Linked DNA regions of Mus musculus: region 2 is linked to region 1. Evidence: chromatin loops called from intact Hi-C (ENCODE). Cell type or tissue: left cerebral cortex. All regions are shown on one strand.

Evidence for each region. Peaks named below come from ENCODE experiments on the same cell type or tissue, not always from the same donor. Only the 100,000 strongest peaks of a DNase experiment are listed, where the experiment ranks them.
Region 2: a loop joins it to region 1, with 2.6 times the contacts of the local background. A loop is called at or near these places in 11 of 42 quality-filtered maps.

The regions. Positions count from the first base shown.
Region 1 is chr6:14,834,208-14,842,207 of GRCm38, reverse strand. No RefSeq gene overlaps it. Among named protein-coding and RNA genes, the nearest start is that of Gm36300, 16 kb to the right of the region's middle. In left cerebral cortex, a CTCF peak has its summit at 3,104 (motif pointing left); a DNase peak (open chromatin) is centred at 3,127.
Region 2 is chr6:16,210,054-16,218,053 of GRCm38, reverse strand. No RefSeq gene overlaps it. Among named protein-coding and RNA genes, the nearest start is that of Gm36406, 260 kb to the left of the region's middle. In left cerebral cortex, no CTCF peak of the experiment used is centred here; DNase peaks (open chromatin) are centred at 4,189 and 4,832.

The DNA of each region.
Region 1 (8,000 bases):
AAAAATCCTTGACAGGCTATCTAAACCTAAGTGGACAGCTCTAAACAACTATACATAGGAAGAACACTAGATGGACCTAGTATGGTAAGGAGGAGACATAATCATAGGCTATTGTAAACAATAGGAACTTATTCTCAGAGTCCTGAAGGTTGGAAGTCCAGAGTCAGGATGCCAGTCTGAGTAAGGTTTGCTTCTCATGGTGTCTTCATGTGGGAAGCACAATGCAAGAAAGCCGTTTATTGTCTCTCTTTAAGAGTATTTATTCTACAGGAGTGTATTCCACCTCATGTTCTCTTCACCTCAGAAATTTCCCACTTCCCAGAACCCTGCAGAGCTCAAAACCTGACACTGTGGGACATCTATTAAGTCCTTGACACTAATAAACATAGATATTTTCTCCACTATTCAGAAATATAGAGATTAAAACAACATATTTTTCATCAAATAAAACAGAAAAACATAAAAGTCAATAAATATTACTGTTTGTAAGCTGGGGAAATATATAGTGTCAGCACTGTGTTGGTGAGAATAGAAAAACAAAGGTATAAAGTCCTGAGGCTTTTTTTTTTTAACTTATTCACTTTGCATAATCCCTGCTGCCCCTTGCACACCCTGAGACTTTTAAGAAAAGTACCGAGGCATATTATACATGCTATACTTTAAATCAGAAGTTCATATTGTTTGTAGTAGATTAGCAGTAATACATAGGTACTGGTTTTATGAAATGTAGATATTTAAATTATGGATCACGGTGTCTCCTTCAAATACACATCAATTTTGTCATTTTGGCATCAGACAGTTTGTTTTCATGTAGGTAAAATGTGACAGTAAAAGGAAGCTTAACAATGAGACCATTTACTTTGCAATAGAACCAATTGCTTTGTTCTATGGGATCAGCTGTTTTGAGAAGACTTTTTAAGCATCTAGGATCTGAAGCAAACCGGAGCATAAGGGGCATCACCTTTTGATCAGGAACCCCCAGGGACCGTGCTCCGCAGGGCATGCTCCAGGACAGTGAGCCACTGCCACAGGAATGGCATTGGGTGAGAGGTATATCTGGGTATAGGTCACAAACCTGTATTTAACCAAAAGATAAAACAACTAGTTTCAATAAATGTGTAAGTAAGAATGAGAGTGACCAGAGTAGATCAATAAATTTCTCAATATACAATGACTTAAGCTACTTTTTATTTATGAAAATCACTAAAATGCCCATTGTTTTTTTCTGTATAGAATAGACATTTAAATTCATAATTTGATTTTCAATTTTAAAATTATAGCCTTGGTAAAGATTATCTGCACAACTGTTAAGCCGGTTGTTTACTGTCACTACTTCTGATTAAAGGAAAGTTTTCTATAATTAAAATTGAGAAATATGTAATAGATAATTTCACTTCTTGCCTATAGCTTTCCAAGTTATATTTAGTTATGTTTTTATTGATAAACTTAGAGTTTTAATTAATGCCTGGAAGGAGAAAATCATACTAGATCACCCCAAACACGCTGGTTGCTGACAAGGAAAAGCAAGATCCCTACCTTTTTTTTTTTTTTTTTCAGGAAATAGAAGACATTTGAAAGGCACATCACTGAAAAAGTTCTAATCCAGCACAGCATATTGCAAGCTGCTTGCTTTCTTCTATTCCCAGTACCGACAGAGAAAATTGCCATCAGTAGATACATGATATGTATCTGTTAGGTTAAGGAAGCCCAGCTCCCTTTATCTGCATTTATTCATGGCAAGTTTACTTTCCAAGGCTGTAGAGTTGCTTTGCACCCAGGGACATCTGGACTCTTGCCTGTTTGTGTCTTCATTTCATATCCCACTAGAACAATGACTTAAAAGATATTGTCTACTGGTCATGAAAAGCTGGCCTATCAATACTTTTGGCTGATAGTTCTATCCATATGAGAACACCATAGTTTTATACAGTTTCCTGAAATACAAAATTTTAATTTTAGTCAATATTTAACACATGATTCCTGAAAGATAATGACACTGAAGCTGGATCTTACCAAGCCTGTTATATTCAAGTACTTTTATTATATTTTCTGTTATGAAAATATTGTTCGGTCAACAGGCAAGATGGACTGGCATGTCATTCTGCTAGACTCCATCTCCTTCTACACATATACATACTGCTCCCAAAATCTAAAATGAGGATCCATATTTTAAAGGAAATTATGTCTTGTACACAATTAGTTTTTGTTTTTCAAACCAGAAATGAGATTGATCATCGCATGAAGGACCCCAAACTTCTGAGTTTATTTTTGACCCCGAGAACTATCTGGTGGTATACCTTAATTTCCATAATAAAGGATGGAGGCCTGGAGTAACTTACATAAAAGTCCTTGGCAGTAGCAAGTGTTATAAATTAAAATGAATATCTAGAGTGATCGTTGAAAGTCAGAGCTGTGCACCGAGCCTCTGTATAATGTACTCTGTGTGGCTGGCATTGCTAAACAGACGAGCTGTCAGATTCTTTAGTGAATGAATATTCTGGGGTTCTTTCTCTGTCAACCAAGGTAGAGAACATGGCAGTAGTCAAACCTGGAGGTGACAAAACTTGAAGTAGTGTAATAAGTCTTGTATTTTGGAGGGTGATTTACAAGTGTAGGGAGTGAGTCGAAGCTCTCACACAGCACCTACACCATAATCCAAATGAAACTTTGGACTGAGAACATCACTATTAAGTTAAAGAGACATTCTCTTAGGATAGATTCCCTATACAGTAAAACCAGACCTTAGAATACAAAAGCAACATCTCTACAAAGGTCCAGCTTAACTCTTTCTACATAAAATCAAGAAAAATTATCTACTATGATTGTGACAGTTTAGTTGGGGAGAAGAAAGTTGTATTGTTACATTCAACAAGGAATGTTACCCTGGTGTTATTAACAGACCACACAAGGACATTTCAATTCAGCCAAAAAAGAATATTCTTTGTTTATCTACAAGACATTTGAATTCTTTATTACTGAATACTAAAATAAAAATGTTTGGATTCATTTTTACAAATGCTTTTTGTAAAAAAGGGCTTATAACTGTTAGCTTGAAATATGAATTTTTTTGAAAGGACTTATGAATTATGGCTATTTGGTGCCACCTAGTGGTGCACCTATTTTAAAATTAGTTTGCTTTTTCCCTGCCTTTGGAAAATTAAAGGAATATAATTAGAAAGTAACTGATATATCAAGTAAAAGAGATGAAAATTAGGACAAAATCCATCACACACGTGCATATGTTGACAGGATTGTCTTCTTTCGTCCACAGTGATGATATGGCTCTCCTTTCTCATTACAATGCTTTAGAACTAAAAGCATCGATTAGAGGTTGACAGGGTAGCATCCTATGCGGTTTTTATTTTCTTTCTTAATTGCCTGGTTTCTGAAATCGAGGCTAAATGAATACTTCAAAATCTTAGAAATGAGATGTCACCTCATAACAATTATTAACTGCATTATCAGTATAATGAAGACTTTATCAGTGTCTTTGTGATGGCAACATGAAAGTAACATAAGCATCATAACACAGACATTTTGTTTCTTTTGTGACAATTCCAAAGTATGTTTGTTTCAGAATTTAAAAATAATGGACATTCCAAATTTAGTGTCTTGCCATCTGGGAAGTATTATGGTATCTTCCCCCTCTTTTCTCCCTCTTCTTTCTCTGCCCTCTTGCTTTTCCCCTCATTCTGTCCCCCTTCCCTCCCACTTTAGCACCCTCCTCTCCCTCCCTCCTTCCCTGATTCCCTCCCTCCCTCTCCTCCCTCCCTTTCCTCATTCCCCTCCCTCCCCTCACCCCTATCTCCCTTTCTTCTCTCCTTCTTGTTCCTTCCTGCTTGTATTCTCCTTCTCTTTGGAATCTGATCCACTGGCCACTTTTACAAGCAGTATACTCACAGTGGCCAATCTCACAGTGGCCAATCCCTGTATTTAGTGGAGTGTGTCTTCAGGTGATGAGCAACCAATCTATTATGGGTGTGGGCTGACCCAGAGAGCACACATGGTGAGTGACTGGGTGTGTAGAATATGGTAGAAAGGAGGAATCTTAAGACTTGAGTTTGTGCTCTATTCTCTGAGAGCAGGATTTTTTTTTCTTTTTTCTTAATTTGATATTGTTTTGATATAACTTTCAATTCTTCTTCAGTATTATCCATTTCCTTACACTTTACACAAATATCTAAAATCCTGTCTTGCTGCTTCATTAAGGTGTTTCAGTTGTGTGTGTGTGTGTGTGTGTGTCTGTGTGTGTGTGTTAGGATTATGTGGTAGAAACCCATGTCTGAAAGAAATAAATCAGGAAGGAGACTTTCTCTTGTCTATATTGAGTAGTGCAGAAGAGCTCCTTTACAGCACAGTACGGTGTGGGGGGGGGAGGTGTGGTGGTTAGGGGGTTGGTTCTGCTTCCAAAAATTTCTGCTGTGCAGGGATTGTGGCAGAGTGGCCAGACCTCAGGAGGAAAGAGTGAAAACTTTATTTAGGCAAGGAAACACATATGTCTCAGTTATACTTCAAAAAAAAGGCAGCAAAGAGGAAGGGAAACATGGAAGGGAACAGCCCTACACTAAGATCTGTTCTACTGTCCAAAGCCAGATGGAACCCTTGACTCCACCCTATTTTGGGTAAAACCTGCCAGCCAACAACCTCACTCTGACACAATTCAAGAAAGAGAATGAGCTAATCTTCTAAGGATAAGAAGAAGGTGTCTTAGGAACTAGACATGAGTTGTCTGTCACAGAACAGTATTTTTTTTATAGACATTAGTGCCTGGGTTGTGAGAGCATCGCTGCTCTAAAATACAACACATCTCATTGCTACTTCAGTCAATTGACTTTTAATTTTATGCACACTTTATGGATATCTGCTAAACACACTGCTTTAGCACATCTCAGACATCTAATTAAACAAATATAGATATGTGTTTTCCTCAGTGTTGGATCTTGGAGTAAATTTTAGATGAGAAGTGCCCTTTGGTCTTGTGATTTGCAGTCATGTTTGAACCAGCACTCTGGGGTTGCCATTAAAATTACTTCTGTGCTTTTGTCTTTGCTGTTTAAATCCTTTTTTCGAGTATCTGTAATTTATTTAGAAATCTTTTTCTGTAGAATAAAGACATCTACTTTCTCTAAGGATATGTTATAAACACTGTAGGAAGAAGTATGGAAACGCCATTGCTAAAGATAAGACATGTTGGTATCAGTTCACAAATTACTTATGGGTTGCCCTGGGGTAAGGCACTTCAAACGCAACTGTAAGGGTAGATCATAGTCCTACCAAGTGAGACTTAGATGATTCACTTGATCATACCCGTGGTTTCTGACTTGAACTTGGTCTGTAGTTGTGAAAGATCCTGGCAGAATGTAAAAGGTCATAGAAGCCCTGAAATTGGTAAAATAGATTTTATTGTTAGTAGAACTGGCTTCACTGATTTAGAAAAATAAAGGTGCACAATGCTTTGGCCACTCCTCGAACCTGTGTGTCTGCCAATGTTCTGACCAGGTGTGTGCCCATTGCTGCACCTTCATTAGATTTTTTCCTTGTTTCCCTCCCATACCCATTTCTTGAAGAATTAATCATTTTAGAATAGATATTGTTTAGATCTGGAAATCCCCTAATCTCCCCCTTCTCCTTTCTCCCCTGAGGGCCTATAAAAACTGGGAACTCTTTCCCCTCAAGGTCGACTCCTCTACCCCTGCGTGGGATATGAGTCGTCCCCAGAGCTCTGGCTTTCCCCGAATAAAGCCTCATGTAGTTTGCAACAAGCTCGGTCTGTCGTGAGTTCTTGGGTGTCCGCTATTGTCCTGAGGCCTGAGTGAGGGGCTCCTCTCGGAGTCTTCCAGTTGCTAATTGCTTGTTTCTTCTTAACCCTCTGGTTTTCCAGACATTGATTGGCTTTAAGGGTGACATCCTTGGTGTCTTCTTGTTCTTCTTCCCTATACAAACATTGGCATCTGATGGACTCCTAAGTTGATTATGTCATCTGCTGGACCAGTAAGGGTTGATGAGCAAACCATTGGCTTCAATATCACAGATGTCTGTGCCTCATGCCTCATAGTTTGGTAAAGAAACACAAGGAAAGATGCCTGGTGGGTCAAATTGATTTAGAAACTTTGTAAAATCAGTAGGATCAATGAGCACTATTATATAGGGATTAACGCAGGACTGTTTTAACAGATGTAGGACTGTCCCATGCATCTTGCTGCTAGGATCCAATCCATTCATGGAGATTTCTAATGTATTTCCTTAAGACCCTGGGGCCTCAAAAACACTTTAGTCAATCACAGATATGGGGACAAGACCTGCTTTAGGAAAAGGACTTGAACCTTTATTCCATGGAGCACTAGATATTTCTCTATTTAGTCTTTATGGGTTTAGCATTTATCAGTCAAAAACACAATTGCTTCATGAACTCCTTAGTATCAGATTCGATAACATATCAGTGCAGGCACTGGGAACATGGGAATCTCAAAGCCCCCCCTTTTTTTGGCTTTTACTATATCTGGGCATTGAGGGGCAACTTATGGATCTATATAAAATCATAAAACTGAGAGTTAGTCTAACCTTCCTAGTGAATTCTTTTGAAATATTCATCTTAGATTGCTATTTCTTAGGTAACTTAAAATTGGTTGGATTTTCTCTCTCTGTCTTCTCTCTTGTCTTCCTTCTGTCTCTTCCTCCCTCCCCTGTTCTCTCTCTGTTTCTCCCCCTTTTCCTAGTCTCTATTCACCCCCTTCCTCATTATTTCCTCATTTCAAACTCCCTCCCTTCTCCCCTTACTCTCCCCTTCCTTTGCTTGCTCACCTCCAGCATGTCTTCTTATATGCTGCTTCTGTAACACACACCTCAGGCTGAGTCAAAAGTTGAGCACATTATTTTTCTATATACCTTTTAGAACAGAATATGCAATGTAGCTATACAAGTTTTAATAGTACTTCTTCAATTTTCAAAGCTAAATGATCAATGGGCTGGTGAGAGAATCTATGGGTAGAGACACTTGCCTCACAAGCCTAAGTATTTTTGGATTCTCAGAACCCAGAACCTAAGTAAAGTTGAAAAGAGAGCACTGCCTCTACAAAGACATTCTCAAACCTCCCCAAGGGGACCTGTACTCCGACATGTGGACCTCTCCGTCATATCATAACACTGTAACAATAAAAGTAAAGTGGAAAGTCGGGCATTCTTTAAGTTGTGATCTTGTCTTGATTAGGAGTCTACAGAGGAAAAATATGTAAATGCTTGTATATACATGCAGTCTGATTGCCTGTGCTAGTAAACTTTTTAGAAATACTTTAAATATTCATTAAATACTACACACAATTTCACAGATACTCTTTCCTGGTCTTGAGTTTCATAATCTTTAAAACACATGGTTACGTGAGACAGGAGACCAGTGTTATCCAAGACAGGGCACAAGAGTGCTCCACTGCCTGCGCCCCATACACCCAAATGCCCAGCAATGAAACCCACCATGAGCTGTTTGTTATCTGGGGTGGCCAAGAGTGACAGACCAAGGCCTGAACTCAAGTCTCCCACCTGTTCCCCTCCCCATGACACCTTCCATTTTGCTCTTTTAAATATAACCAGCATGCATTCCATCATTAAGCTCATTAGCTCCTGAATGCAGTCCTGTTAATTTTCTAACTGAAGTGAGCTATAGGGAAGTAAGCATAACATTCAGGTGTAATATGAGAAACACATAATATACTCTATTACTTTCCTTGATTAAGTCATTATACATTTATCAAACCAAGACATAATACTTTTATTAAATATGCATACATTTCAGCTAATTTTAAAACAATCTTTTACATTTCCATTATGAGTATAATATGTTCACTGTAGGATATTTGATACGTGCACACAAAGATGTAGAAATTATAGAGATACTAAAAGGATATAACTTACATAATTTTTGCACCTACATAAATATTTTGTGTGCTTTCTGGTAGGTTAAGATTTTGTTTTATTCTTTTCTTTTTCAATATTCACTTTATGACTTG
Region 2 (8,000 bases), 1.4 Mb before region 1:
TTGAATTAGAAGCAGTGTGGAGAAACTGGATATTTAATGTAAACATAAGTGTTATAGGGGGAATCTCATCATCCAGTCCTGTGTTGAGAAGGCCAGACTGATTCCATGACAGGCTTCAAGTTGGCAGTTAAAGAGACTAGGCCTAAATCTCTGTTTCTGAGAACTGAGCAATTCCAGGTAAGTCCAGGCCTCAGAAGCTGCCCTGCCACTTGTCCTGAGGCAAGGACAATGGGTCCGCAGCAGGTTCCAGACCTCCTCCAGCAAGTTTCTAGCCCCCTTACCCCAGTGAGGGAATGTCCGTGGAGATGGACTCAACAGATTATCATGGAGGTCATCTACCCTCCTAGTACGCTTTAAATCAAGCCTGCAAGCTCAAGTGGGTGTCTCTCTATTCTGGTAAACGGAGAACCCAGCATGCTGGACTTCTGCAGAATAAAACATTCTGAGTTTACACACTACGTGAGTCCAGGGTATCATTCTTCAGTGAAACATGGACCCTTCTACTGTCACATTGAATTCCACCTGATCCCTAACCAAGCCCAGGCTCCCACTGGGCTTTGTTCCGTGTGTTTACTAGAGTCCTGTATAGCTGCAGTCATGACATACGTAGTCCCTGGCTTTCTTCACGTACTGTCCTGTTTTAAATCTTCATTCATGCTCTTCCTTTTGTTTTATTTAATTTTCCTCCTGTACTACGTTCATTTAACAAGATAGTCAAAGATTGTTTTGGTCACTGGTCGTGTAAATCGCTTTCAGTTTAGAGCTCAATGAGAACTGTTTGCAATAGTCTACTCTAACATAGTTCCAAGTATTGTGCTCTGAGTGGTGGATGTGAGTCTCCTGCTTCTTGTTTGTCCATCTGTCTGTTGTTTTGTTTCGTTTCATTTTGTTTGTTTTGTTTCTCAGACTTGAGCATATTTGAGGAATATAGTTAAGACAAAGATTTTCACAGACCATAGTAGAAGCTGGCATTTTTCAAGGTTTTAAAATTACATTTACTTTAGTTTTGGTGTGCCATGCATATGAACATGCGTGCATGCATGTGTGTGTGTGTGTGTGTGTGTGTTTATAAGTTTGTATGTTCACCCACATGCATGTGGTCGATGCCACAAGTATGGATGTCCATGGACAACTTGTAAGAGCTGGTTCTCTCCTCCCACTGTGTGTGTTCTGGGGAAGAAAGACATGTCATTGGGCTTAGGGGCAAGTGGCAAGTGCCACTGAACCATGTCAACAAACTCAAAGCTCACTTTATTTTTTAAAAGAGACGAATCTCCCTTAATTATTTACCTGCTTTTTCTTCTGTCCTTTTATATAGTTTATAGACAGCCATAAATTTAGTGATTTCATATTTAGATGTTAGGAGTCTGAACCTTTCATGATAATGCTGCTTCAAGGATTATTTTTCAATATTCTTTTAAATATTTAAAAGAAATAAATTTCTTTTAAATATTCCACCTTGGACTTCTCCTCCTGCTACCTGGAAAAGTTGCAAGTGTGATTCTCCACTGCTTAGCTGCAGGATGCAAAGTGCCTCATGAAAAACAAAAGCAAAGAAAACCACAAACCCAGCTTCCCCTCAATACAGCTCATAAAGAAGTTACTTCAGGATTTTGCACAACTTTGGTAGTGCCCTGTGTTTCCAAGTAATTATTTTTAATAATTTTGTCTCAATTTAAAAGTGCTATATAGAGAAGAGAAATGATCAGGCGGTATTATTAGAAGGCCTTTTTCTTCTTTTCATTTATAGAATTGGCAAAGAACTATTTAGATGTGTCATGTGAGGATTATTTTAGAGTGGAAATGTTTTATTGTGCTTCTATGCGTTGAAACTTTGTTTCCTTTTCTATAAAAACATGCCATCCCTATAATCAGAGACTAACCCACTTATTGCTACCATCCTGCAACAGCTGAAAGAACACAAACACAGTTGAGGCACTGGGGTAAATTTGAAGATATTTTTTAAGTGCTTTATTGAACATCACAATTACTTTATATAACAGTTTTACAGCTTCTTTTTTTTTTTCGTTTTTCAAGAACGATTTTACATCTTATACAAAACTATAATAGTACTCCTGAACTGCCGATAAAGGAAAACTGATAGACTACTTCAGAGGGAAATCCCAGTGTCTTCATTCAAAACTCCCTTGTGAAGAGAGAGGGTTTTCCCTCCGAAGTAGTCTATCAGTTTTCCTTTTTCGGCACTTCATGAGTACTATTATAGGACACTTTTACAAACTGCAACATAACGTAGGCTTGTGTGACTTCAATCACAGCTGACACAGTTTATTTGCTTAAGTAGCTTCCTACTGAGACTTTCTTATTTAAGGGTACAATATCCATTCTACTCTGAGTTATTTCTGAGTCAAGGGAAAAACAAAACAGAAGGACCTATTAACTGTTGCTCATCAAGACTTGACATATTTTGAAAGTGTTTTGTATTTCTAACTATTCTACCAGAAGAATAAAATGTTCGAATCCAAGCCATTCGAATACGATCACGAGCTGTAGGAGGACTGGATATTTCTCAAGGATTATGAAGTTTGGGTCAAGTCGGAGTGAGAGTTTCTTGGCATTGACGAGAGACAGTCCAGCTCTGTCTGATGCTCTTACTTCCAACCTGCTATGCTGTGGAGAGTCGGGAGGGTAGAGACAAGACTGGGGGATCACATGACCCCGTGTCAGAGTTAAATGATAACAAATATTGCTTGGAAGAAGCATGAGATTCCCCATTCAGAGACAGAAAAGGCTAAATGGAGCAAACATGTCCCTGGGTGCTTTCAATGCACTCTAAATTAAAAGCAAGACTGTGTCTGAAATTTCGTCCAGATCTATAATTCAGCAACTTGGTTCACAGCTATTTTGGCCGAAGGGAAAATTTAGAAGTAAATATCTGCTCACACTCTGCTGCCCCTACCCTCCAGAAGGCTGCTCCCCTTTTCAACTTTGGCTCTCAGTTTTCTCTTCTTTATAGTTCTCAAACATCAAGATTGCGCCTGAGCTCAGTGGGTGAAGGTACTTACTTTTAACCTAACAGCCCAGGTTTGCTGATCTCTAGAGAATCCATGTAGTGGAAAGAGAGAGCATATGCCTGCAAATTGTCCCCACCTTCCATGTGCAAAGCTACTCTTGCACACACTCACAATAAATACACAAATGTAAAACAGAAAAATAATGTAAAACCCCCCAGGGGGTCGTTCTTAAGGCATTCAGTAAAGAGATGGCTGCAGAGACTTCTCATTTCTCTCTACAATCCTTTCTCCCCATCTAGATATAACAATTTCTGAACTTTATCCACAAGCCAAATCAAATTTTGCTGCTTTCAGAGAAACTGAGACAGCATTAAGGCTATTATCAGGCCCAAATCGTGGCAAGAGGTTAAGTCACAATCTCTCCCCAGTGCACTTTCCGACTATAGAATTCAATGGAACGGAGAGCAAACAAATTCCCGAAAGAAAGCATTACTTGCCTCTAGCATGGCTTACTCCTGTATGCTGTGGCTGAACCTCTAAAACAACCTATCTTCATAGATTTTATTCAAGCAATATAAGGCTGTGTCAGGGCTATTCATCAGCCATGGCATTGGTGTGGTCGCAGAGAAAATTTTGGAAAAGGCCAAAAGCGAGACTTCTGAAAATAATGGATAGAGGAATTATTTCCAGGACCATAGCCAACAGGTGGGCTCACACAGGAAGTTTACTTAATGTCTTAGGGATTTATAATCAGGGGCATATAGTGGCTTCTTCCTCCCGCCCCCCGAGTTTAGGTTGCAATTGTATTACTTCGACTCATCATCGTATATCATGTGCTTTATTTTTAAGTCCTAGAACTGTAGGTGCTCACAGAGTCACTGCCTGTACTGGAGAGTCCTGTGCTTCCTCTAGCACATGCATCGTACAACACAAGCGACCACATTTCCCCTCAGTGAAGGTGATAGAGTTTTATGTTTATTGCTAGTTGAGTGAGCAGAGGGAGGTGCCATGAAAGGGACTTGATTGCCCTCAACATTCATTCCATCGCACTGCCTTTGATGGAACTGATAATTCTTGTAGAACTGCAGTGTTCTGGTAGAACACTCCTAGCCATCCTCACGAGAGCGTATGATTCAGATGAGCTATTTGGATAGGAGTGGATTCCATATGTGAAACTTGTGGTTGCAGCTGGGAAACAGAAGTTTCTTGCTCCTCCCTGCTCCTGCTTCATCTGTCTGCAGTGTGGGGGATGTGAAGTGAATTTTGAATGAGGAGGGATCCATCACAGGGAGGAACTTTTACAGCAGCATAGCCTGTAGCCTAAACAACATCAGCTACGCTACCTTTGATTCTGTTTCAACTCTTCACATGACATCACCCAAGTCAGTAACGTTACCTAGCTTTGGTTTCTTCATCTCTAAAAGATACAGCTGTACTCTCTACTACTTATTGTAATGATGCTTTTGAGGCAAATATATTCTAAGAAAACTAAAAGCAAGTCGGCATATACACTTTTGTATAGTTTTTGATAAATCACACCTGAAGCACTGTAAAAATGGCATAGAAACAAAATTGGGAAAACAGATGTTTCTCCGATGAAACTATTCTTTTCCCCAGAGCAATCATATACTTGTTGGGCTCTACCTTATGAATTATTCAGATTAAAAAAAAAGACTAGTAAAGCAACATGTTGATAAAACTGCTGCTCATTTATTTTTAACAGGAGCATTCTCTGTAATAGGAGAGTAATTAGGCAAGGACAAACATGCCAAGTTGATGAAATATAGTACAAACAGGTGCACATCCGCTCTGCTGTGTGCCCGGCCAGCACAGCCTTCATTAACAAGGGTGCATTCCTTTGCTCCTAACAACGGGAAACACTGGCATCACACAATGAAAGGGGGAGCGGGGCTTGGGTGCCCCTCTACATTTTCTCTTTGCAAGATCACGGAAGCCTGAACCAGCTCTTCAGCTGACAATGGGGATTTCTGCCACTCACACTCTGTATAGAGCACTTTTCATGTCTGGATTGGCCTTTGCTCCTTCAGCCCCAGGACTGGACTAGGACCTTTTTCTAGGCATCTATACTACCTTCTGGGTTTCCTTAGTTACTACCTATGTTTTTAGAAATCATCCTTTTCTAAGGTGTTGTCCTTTCCAAATTTGCTTATGATTAAAATGAGTAAACAATAAAGTCTACATTTTTTTCTACATTTTTCAAGCACAACATGATGTTTTGAAGTAGCTAAACACCGTTGAACAGCTAATTAAACATGCATTATCTCACATAGCAACAGTTCTGTGATAAAATACTTTACATCTATTGTCTTAGCACTTTTCAAGACTAATATTATCCTTAGTTTTAGTCACCATACAGTATAGCAGATCTCCTGCACTTAGATCTCCTAGTGAATGATAATTTTTAACTTTCCTAATTTTGGTGTGTTGTCTATTTTCTTCTGAAACCCTGACTGGCAATCATAGAAAATAAGATATGAGCATTATTATTATACAAAATATCTGTGTTTAAAGGTCAAATGGAAAGACAGAATTTAATGGAATACCATGCTATTGTAATTTTAGTGCAATTGAGCATATTTTCTTCCTAAAGTTATCTGCTATTGGGTTAGAATTATTTTATTTCATAAAAAAAAAGCAAAAATTGTTGCTAGGCTATTTTGTCAGGTGGATTTTCTTAGTCTTTTATACTAACTAGATAAGAATGACTCATTAACATATTGAATTTATGTAAATCACCCCAATCATCTGCTTTCTCTTCCCCTCCTAAGCCACAGAGAATTTTCAGAGGCATTTTTGGACCAGGCTGACTTGATTTTAGTCAGAGATCTGCAAGTACAGGCTACAGAGTCTGACCAATGTGCCACAGATGCTAACTGAGTGATTAGCAAGGGCTCACAGATATGTTGGAGAAACACAAAACAAACAAACAAACAAACCAAAACAATACTTAGGTGTAAGCTTCCGGGAACATGCTGTCTGCTATCAAACTGGCCAAGTTTGAAGACTTTTGTTATAAATTTCACCAAATACTATGTTTTACAAACATCTAACTTCACCTCAAATCCAACAGCTGCTCAGATCCTGCTATGTGTGATTGCCCTGAGATGGGTGGCAAGCCAAGTGGCCCTGGACCGTTTTTGGTACAGCTTCAACTGGAAGCCTAAGCTTATTCTCCAAAGCTACTTCTTATGACAGGGTGGAGCCTCACTATATGTTAGGATATAGTTCAAACAGGTTAGCAGGAAATTGATTTCCAAATTCTTTTTTTTGTGTGTGTGTGTGGGGGGGTAAGGCTTGATGCTTCTCCATCCATAACAATTTAGGACTTCCAGTCACCAGAGTGTTCTAGGACTGTGTGGTTTAAGCATGAGAAACATATTCTCCCATTTGTAAAAACTGGAATTCTAGGATCACAGTTTAATCACAGTTAGTTTCCTTTGAGGAGCTATTGGGAAACTCTTTCCCTGTGTCTTTTCTTTTTCTTTTTTCTTTTTTGTCTTTTAATTATTTTTATTTCACAAGCAGAATTTTTAAAATTCACTTTAAAAAAAAATAAATAGATTCTTCTCTCATACAGTACATTCTGACCACAGTTTCTCTTCTGTCCACTCTTCCAAGTTCCCCACACTTACCCTCTCCTCTAAATCAATTGCCCTTCCGTCACTCTTCAGGAATGAACAGGCCTCCAAGAGGCAATAGTCAAACAGAAGCAAACAAAATACAGTAAGACAAGGCAAAAGCCCTTCTTTTTTTTTTTTTGGTCTGCATTTTTTATTTATTTATTTTTTTATTACATAGTTTCCTCAATTACATTTCCAATGCTATCCCAAAAGTCCCCCATACCCTCCCCACCCACTTCCCTACCCACTCATTCCCTTTTTTTTTGGCCCTGGCATTCCCCTGTACTGGGGCATATACAGTTTGTGTGTCCAATGGGCCTCTCTTTGCAGTGATGGCCGACTAGGCCATCTTTTGATACATATGCAGCTAGAGTCAAGAGCTCCGGGGTACTGGATAGTTCATAATGTTGTTCCACCTATAGGGTTGCAGATCCCTTTAGTTCCTTGGGTACTTTCTCTAGCTCCTACATTGGGGGTCCTGTGATCCATCCAATAGCTGACTATGAGCATCCATTTATGTGTTTGCTAGGCCCCGGCATAGTCTCACAAGAGACAGCTATATCAGGGTCCTTTCAGCAAAATCTTGCTAGTGTATGCAATGGTTTCAGCATTTGGAGGCTGATCATGGGATGGATCCCTGGATATGGCAATCTATAGATGGTCCATCCTTTTGTCTCAGCTCCAAACTTTGTCTCTGTAACTCCTTCCATGGGTGTATTGTTCCCAATTCTAAGAAGGGGCAAAGTGTCCACACTTTGGTCTTTGTTCTTCTTGAGTTTCATGTGTTTTGCAAATTGTAACTTATATCTTGGTTATTCTAGTTTCTGGCCTAATATCCTCTTATCAGTGAGTACATATCATTTGAGTTCTTTTGTGATTGGGTTACCTCACTTAGGATGATGCCCTCCAGGCCCAACCATTTGCCTAGGAATTTCATAAATTCATTCTTTTTAATAGCTGAGTAGTACTCCATTGTGTAAATGTACCACATTTTCTGTATCCATTCCTCTGTTGAGGGGCATCTGGGTTCTTTCCAGCTTCTGGCTATTATAAATAAGGCTGCTATGAACATAGCGGAGCATGTGTCCTTCTTACTGGTTGGGACATCTTCTGGATATATGCCCAGGAGAGGTATTGCTGGATCCTCTGTTTAGCAAATTGTACCTTATATCTTGGGAATCCTAGGTTTGGGGCTAATATCCACTTATCAGTGAGTACATATTGTGTGAGTTCCTTTGTGAATGTGTTACCTCACTCAGGATGATGCCCTCCAGGTCCATCCATTTGGCTAGGAATTTCATAAATTCATTCTTTGTAATAGCTGAGTAGTACTCCATTGTGTAGATGTACCACATTTTCTGTATCCATTCCTCTGTTGAGGGGCATC